Regions from separate parts of the Homo sapiens genome. Here region 1 is linked to region 2. The links are chromatin contacts, found by Hi-C in ENCODE. All regions are on one chromosome and are shown on one strand. The core of a region is the stretch at or near the end of the contact, and the rest is flanking DNA. Distances in the headings are between cores, read along the strand shown. Region 1 overlaps PARP4 (poly(ADP-ribose) polymerase family member 4). Region 2 holds the start of C1QTNF9 (C1q and TNF related 9).

Region 1 (3,698 bases), core at 1,164-3,663, 190 kb before region 2:
GAAAGGCTCTGTCTCCAAACACAATCCCGTTGTTGAGGTCCTGGGAGTTAGGACTTCAGCATATGCATTTTGTAGGGGTACAGTTCAGCCATAACACCTGGTAAATAATTTTGCAAAGGGGAAATGTGTTCTCTTTTGGAGTGTGGGAGGTGAGGACCTCACCCCCTGAGTAGATCAGCACAGGGTCCCGCTAGAAGGGAATGTTTACTGGGTGCAGGGTGTATAGCATTTCTGCCCTTGTTCCACATCACTTTTGGGATATTTTCCTAATATTTACACCTCTGAAAGCATTCCACTGATATACTTCATTAAGCACCTGCTGTGTACCAAGCAATCGACTAGGGCTGACACTCAAAGATAAAAATAGCTTCACACCCTGGCGTCAGAGATCACTGTCTAGAAAGAAATAACACTCATCATTACAATCCACTGTGACATTTCCAATCCTGAATATATATATGGGGTATTGAGGGCTCAAGGTCACAGAGCCCTGGGAACAACAAAGGAGGCTTTGCAGAGGCCATACCTTTGCCCTAGGTCAGTATCAGGTCAAGAGCACAGTTCCAATCTAAAACAATCATGAAACAAAAATAAATTTAGAATTAATGCCTGAAGTTCAAATAAAATGCTGCAACACCCACCAGGATGCCTTCTCAAGTAGACATTCAGAGTTACAGATCTATCTTTTTTTTTCTTCTTTTTCCCCGAGACAGAGTCTCACTCTGTTGCCCATGCTGGAGTGCAGTGGTGCGATCTCGGCTCACTGCAACCTCTGCCTCCCAGGTTCAAGCGATTCTTGTGCCTCAGCCTCCTGAGTAGCTGGGATTACAGGCATGCGCTGCCACGCCTGGCTAATTTTTGTATTTTTAGTAGAGACGGGGTTTCACCATGTTGGCCAGGCTGGTCTCGAACTCCTGACCTCATGATCTGCTTGCCTTGGCCTCCCAAAGTGCTGGGATTACAGGCATGAGCCACTGCGTCCTGCCTACAGCTCTGTCTTGGGCCAGGAAACAGTCACTTCTCCGTGAGAGTGGCCCTCACAGAGGCCCACACAGGCTCCAGGAGCTTTTCCCTTTGTTCCCACTCTGAGTGTCAGCTCAGGTACAAGAGAAAGAGACTCACGTCAGGTGGATGTGAGATCCACTTGGCTTGGAAGCCCTACCCCACAAGAGCCCATAGCTCTTGTAGCATTGTCTCGGGTTCCAGATGCCCTCAAGGGACATACCCAATTATATGAGTCACTGCTCTCTGACAAGCCCAAAGCTTGGGTTTCCCACCATTGAGCCCCCAGTATCAATGCAATTTATCAATGAGAGGCCACAATTACATAAGCAATTTTGCCTACTATTACAGCTGACATGCCATCTTTATCAGATTTCCATGGGAACAGAGCTAGAAAGCTAATCCATGGTCAAATGTGTCCAAGAAGGAGAAAGGGTTTTGTTACCCTTGTACCCTGAAATGCATACTGGATTTTGTGGAGGATATAGTTGTTTGGGTAAGAAGTAAGTAAAAATGAAGGTGAAAAACATGATAGAATGTGTTATTGTTTTCTTCATTGAGAAAGAAAACCATAGCATCGTTTAGGCCAGGACATCCCTCAGGGTGCCTTCCTCCCTTAGCAAGCCCGAGTCTGTAGAGATGATAGAATGTGTCGTTGTTTTCTTCATTGAGAAAGAAAACCGTAGCATCGTGTAGGCCAGGACATCCCTCAGGGTGCCTTCCTCCCTTAGCGAGCCCGAGTCTGTGTAGAGCACCCCTGGGTGAGCCTGGTTTGCTGAGCAGAGAAGCCTGTCCACCTTGATAGCAGTGAGCCTCAGTCCACCGTTCTGCTGAAGAGGATTTTCCAGCCTGCCCTTCTGCTTAATAAAACCATTTTGATGGGAATCTTCCAAAATTATGTTAAACTCTACCGTCTTAAATGGAGTGACTTCAACAGGCACTCCTATTTTCCAAGTTTCAGAGGCATCCTGCGGCCCCCCTATCTGGGAGGGCGGCTTATGGGTATCCTGAGTAGTGTGGCTTCCCAGGGGTCCACACCCCCAAGCCAGGGGCTCAACCAACACCTACAAGGACACCATGGCTTTGAGCTGGGGCAGGTTCTTCCAGATTTTCCTGGGGTTAATGTTAGGATCACTGCCTACTACAGAGGCAGGAGTTGCCCAGAAGAGCAGAAAGTGCCGCCTCCACAGGCAGTTTGGGATGAGGGAGGAGCTGGAGCCTTTAACATGTGCATGACCTAATAACTTTCCTGCCTGTCTACTGGCTGTGATTTCATTTTCGCTGTGTGCCCGTCTCTAACAGTTCTTCCTTTCTGAAGTATTTTTCTTTTCTTCCCCTTCCCCTCCAGATTTTTTTTTTCTCATTTCCAAAAAGCTGGAAAACCAGATTTACAAGCTAGTTAGACTGGTTTGTAAGGAGTCTGTAGACTTGGAAGGAAGCTTTGAGTAACTCTCCAGTGAAACAAATGATCTTTTCTGTCTGCTGTGCATTCTCAAGCTTTTTCCCCTCTACCTCCAGGTTTTAGGCTATTAAGAGTTTAAAATTTTGGTAATTCTGGCCAGGCATGGTGGCTTACGCCTGTAATCCTAGCCCTTTGGGAGGCCGAGGTGGGTGGATTTCTTGAGGTCAAGAGTTATTCAAGCCAACATGGTTGAAACCCCATCTCTACCAAAAAAATACAAAAAAAATTAGCCAGGTGTGGTGGCACATGCCTGTGGTCCCAGCTACTCAGGAGGCTGAGGCAGAAGAATCGCTTGAACCCAGGAGGTGGAGGTTGCAGTGAGTTGAGATTGTGCTACTGCACTCCAGTCTGGGCGACAGAGCAAGACCCTGTCTCAAAAAAAAAAGAAAAAGAAAAGAAAAAGAATTTAAAATTTAAGTAATTCTTTGAAAAAAACTAATTTCTAAGCTTCTTCATGTCAAGGACCTACTGCTTTATTTATGTTCAATAAAGCTAGATATGTAAATAATGACTGTACTTTTGCTATACACCATAATTCACAGACTAGAAGACAGTTTGCTATAAAGAAAACCTCTGAAGATGCAAGTGAATACTTTGAAAATTACATTGAAGAACTGAAGAAACAAGGATTTCTACTAAGAGAACATTTCACACCTGAAGCAACCCAATTAGCATCTGAACAATTGCAAGCAGTGAGATTGATTTATAATTTTTTTGTTGTTGATTGAATATTTTTAATAGAAATGTTTTCTCTATTACAAATAAAAGACTGGGCCAGGCTTCGTGGCTCATGCCTGTATCCCAGCAGTTTGGGAGGCCAAGGCAGGAGGATCACTTGAGGCCAGGAGTTCAAGACCAGCCTTGGCAACATAGAGAGACCCATTTCTACGTAAACTGAAAAACATTACCCAGGAATGGTGGTGTACCTGTAGTCTTAGCTACTCATGAGGCTGAGGCAGGAGGACCACTTGAATTCAGCAGTTCGAGGTTACAGTGAGCTATGATCATGCCACTGCACCCCAACCTGGGCAATACAGCAAGACCCTGTCTCAAGTAAATAAATAAATGTCAGGAGGGAAGAGGAGGAGTTCAGAAAAGGAAATCTGAACTCATAGAAAGGCATGGAAGTTGAGTGGGGAATGTGTTTTAGAACAAGACAGGAGATGTATTGCTTATTTCAGCAGCAGACCCTCCCAGCTTTTGGGAGATGTCTTTACAACCTAGGCCATGAGTC
Region 2 (3,285 bases), core at 215-2,714:
CCCGGATCTGACGATCTAAGAGTCAAAATAGCTCTAGGCTGCCTTCATCGAATATATTGTCTTCCATGCACTCTCTATATTACACACTTTATACATTTCTTCAACATATCTTTTTTTTTTTTTTTTTTTTTTGAGACAGAGCCTCGCTCTGTTGCCCAGGCTGGAGTGCAGTGGCGCGATCTCGGCTCACTGCAAGCTCTGCCTCCTGGGTTCACGCCATTCTCCTGCCTCAGCCTCCCGCGTAGCTGGGACTACAGGCGCCCACCACCACGCCTGGCTAATTTTTTGTTTTTTAGTAGAGACGGGGTTTCACCTTGTTAGCCAGGATGGTCTTGATCTCCTGACCTCATGATCCACCCGCCTCAGCCTCCCAAAGTGCTGGGATTACAGGTGTGAGCCACCGCGCCCAGCCTTCTTCAACATATCTTGACAGTTATTTTTTTCCTGCACTGTAAATTAGCATAGCCATAAAAATGAAAATGTGTACAATCTGAATATGATGAACCTGATCAGGAAAAAAAAGTACACATTAAAATTTGTGCAAAATAATCTATAAGCTTCTCTAGAAAGCTCTCTTAAAAAGATCCATCATAGGCCGGGCGTGGTGGCTCATGCCTGTAATCCCAGCACTTTGGGAGGCCGAGGCAGGCGGATCACGAGGTCAGGAGATCGAGACCACAGTGAAACCCCGTTTCTACTAAAAATACAAAAAAAAAAAAAAAAGTAGCCAGGCGCGGTGGCAGGCTCCTGTAGTCCCAGCTACTCAGGAGGCTGAGGCAGAAGAATGGTGTGAACCCGGGAGGCGGAGCTTGCAGTGAGCTGAGATCCTGCCACTGCACTCCAGTCTGGACAACAGAGTGAGACTCTGTCTCAAAAAAAATCCCAGCACTTTGGGAGGCCAAAGCGGTTGGATCATAAGGTCAGGAGTTCAAGAGCAGCCTGGCCAAGATGGTGGAACCCCATCTCTACTAACAATACAAAAATTAGCAGGGTGTGGTGGCCCATGTCTGTAATCCCAGCTACTCGGGAGACTGAGGCAGATAATTGCTTGAACCCGGGAGGCGAGGTTGCAGTGAGCTGAAATCATGACACTGCACTCCAGCCTGGGCGACAGAGCAAGACTACATCTGAAAAAAAGAAAAAAAGCCCACTATTCTTATGACTTATTCTATGGTTTTTCTCTCTCCTCCCAGCCAATTGCAGAGTTCCAGCAGAAGAATTTCAAAATCTGCTTTTATCTCCTCTTTAGCCTCTTCCTCAAGAATGAATTTTGAAAGCGGCTTACCCCTTTCCTACCCAAAACTGTATAGACATCTGACTATTTTGCAAATAACTAAGCAGGATTATCCCACAGATAATATAAGCGTTGTTTTAGGACCTAGATGGCTTAAATTGAATGTAAAGAAATCCTTTCCTGATGAACTTACCTGGACCCTAGGGCTGCAGGCTGGACCCAGATACTGTGCAAACCAAGAATCAAGGGCCAGCTAAATAAAATCAGCCTTCCTGCCATACAATTCCCCAGTGGATATGTCTGCAAAATAGCAGGAAGGGGAGGGAACAGAGGAAGGCCAAGATGTCTTGGAAGAGCTTCAAGAATTACAGCAACACGTAAATCAGGTAGCATATTCTACCAGCACCACTTAGTTTAGAAAAGTTAAATCCTTTTGAATGAAATGAGGGAATACTTTCAAGGGGAGTCTGAAGGAAGGAGTGCCCCAGGCAGGTTTCTTTCATATATATATATATATATATATATAATACTTTAAGTTCTAGTGTACATGTGCACAACGTGCAGGTTTGTTACATATGTATACATGAGCCATGTTGGTGTGCTGCACCCATTAACTCCTTTCTTTTTCAAAGTGATGTTCATGCCTTTGCTTCAGTGCTTCTCCCTGACCTTGGGGTAATTACGGGCAACAGGACAAAACTGAAGGCTGCTAACTGTTAAGTGGCTGGGTCTCATTTGGATCCCGGACCATTAGAATTCCTACCGCTTAATTAGATTTTCAGATGGGTGTGTCGTAATGCCTTACGAGTTTAGGCATTTGTGTAGGTAAGGATTCAGTGTCCATTCCCCTCTCACAATCACACACTCCACCTACCACGGAGAACGCGGTGCAACCATTTGTTCAATGCCAGTAATCATGGACTCACTTTCCTCGTGTCTAGTAGTAACATTTATCTAAAACTTACAGTAGCTTCCAGAGGACAGAGGAGCCCAGCCCGGTTTCCCGAGATGCCGCAGTGCACGCAGCAGGAGCAGAGGCCACGCACAGAGCAGGAGGCCACGCAAAGAGCAGGAGCAGAGGCCGGGTGTACGGGTGGGTGCGGGGCTCACCCCAGCTCGGCGGCGAGGCCACGCACAGAGCAGGAGCCCACGCACAGAGCAGGGGCAGAGGCCGAGTGTACGGGTGGGTGCGGGGCTCGCCCCAGCTCGGCGGCGCCGACTCCCTCTCCCGCCTTACTCGCCCCCGTGCCTCAATTTCCCCGTCAGTGCAGCGGACATGACAATGCCGTGGTCCCAGGTGGGCGGCGGGATCTAATTAGTCGGTGTAAAATGAGTGAGATCTGGCTTCTCCCCGGCACCCCGCAGCCTGCCCCCACTCTTGGTGGCTAAACGCAAGGAGCCCCTGAGTCCCAGCTCCGCTGGGGGCTCTCAGCAGTTCTGGCCGGGCTCCCTCTTGCTCGCGTGGCTGGTCTCTGACCCCTGCACCGCAGGCGGCCCCGACGGAACGCGCGACGGGTCCCCGACCTCCTGCTGGGGACACCCGTCTCGCTGCCCGGCCCTTCCCCGCTTCCCGCGCCTCTGCGCCCCGGAGAGCTCTGAGACAGGACCACCTGGGCAGCCTGCCGGCCTGGACCTCTGCCTCAGAGCCAGCGACGGAAGCACAGCCTCGGGCCTCCACCGGCCACGCGCTCCCCATTCCGGGCTCTCCCACGTCTGCACACTCCAGCCCAGCCACGCGGAGAGGCTTCCAGAACCTGCCCTGCGGCCCCGCTTTGCTGACACCCCACTCACTCCGTGGGTTCTTCCTCCCGCCAGGACCCTGCCGGGGCCTGGGGTCCGTGGGAAGCCGGCTCAGGAATCAGGATCCTGGCCTCCTGCTTACAGGGAAAAGGGCTCCATCCTCCTGGTGTTTCCCGACTGCAGCGCCTCCAGCCTCCGGGGCTGCTGCGGCCCAGGTTCAGCTGGGTTCACTCCAGCTTTGCTGGTCTCGCCAGTGCAGAGTAGGGGCGCGCTTATGACCTAACGGTCATCTCCCCACAACTCTCCTGGAA

The links. Hi-C counts contacts between places; a loop is a spot of excess contacts on that map. Pooled maps may share reads with other maps.
Region 1: a pooled map of adrenal gland shows a loop between it and region 2 (2.0-fold over the local background). The contact joins the enhancer-like site here to the promoter of C1QTNF9 in region 2. A Hi-C loop is called at or near these places in 2 of 168 maps with a recorded cell type or tissue (CD4-positive, alpha-beta T cell and colonic mucosa) and 1 of 50 pooled maps.

The regions. Positions count from the first base shown.
Region 1 is chr13:24,494,031-24,497,728 of GRCh38, reverse strand. It overlaps PARP4 (poly(ADP-ribose) polymerase family member 4), which reads left to right. Exons shown (of 34, transcript NM_006437.4): 7 at 3,007-3,156. Among named protein-coding and RNA genes, the nearest start is that of PARP4, 17 kb to the left of the region's middle. Within about 2 kb of position 2,413, at least 2 of the 41 ENCODE cell types and tissues checked have a DNase peak (open chromatin) inside an H3K27ac peak, as active enhancers do.
Region 2 is chr13:24,307,759-24,311,043 of GRCh38, reverse strand. C1QTNF9 (C1q and TNF related 9) reads right to left here and starts at 1,464. Exons shown (of 4, transcript NM_178540.5): 1 at 1,428-1,464.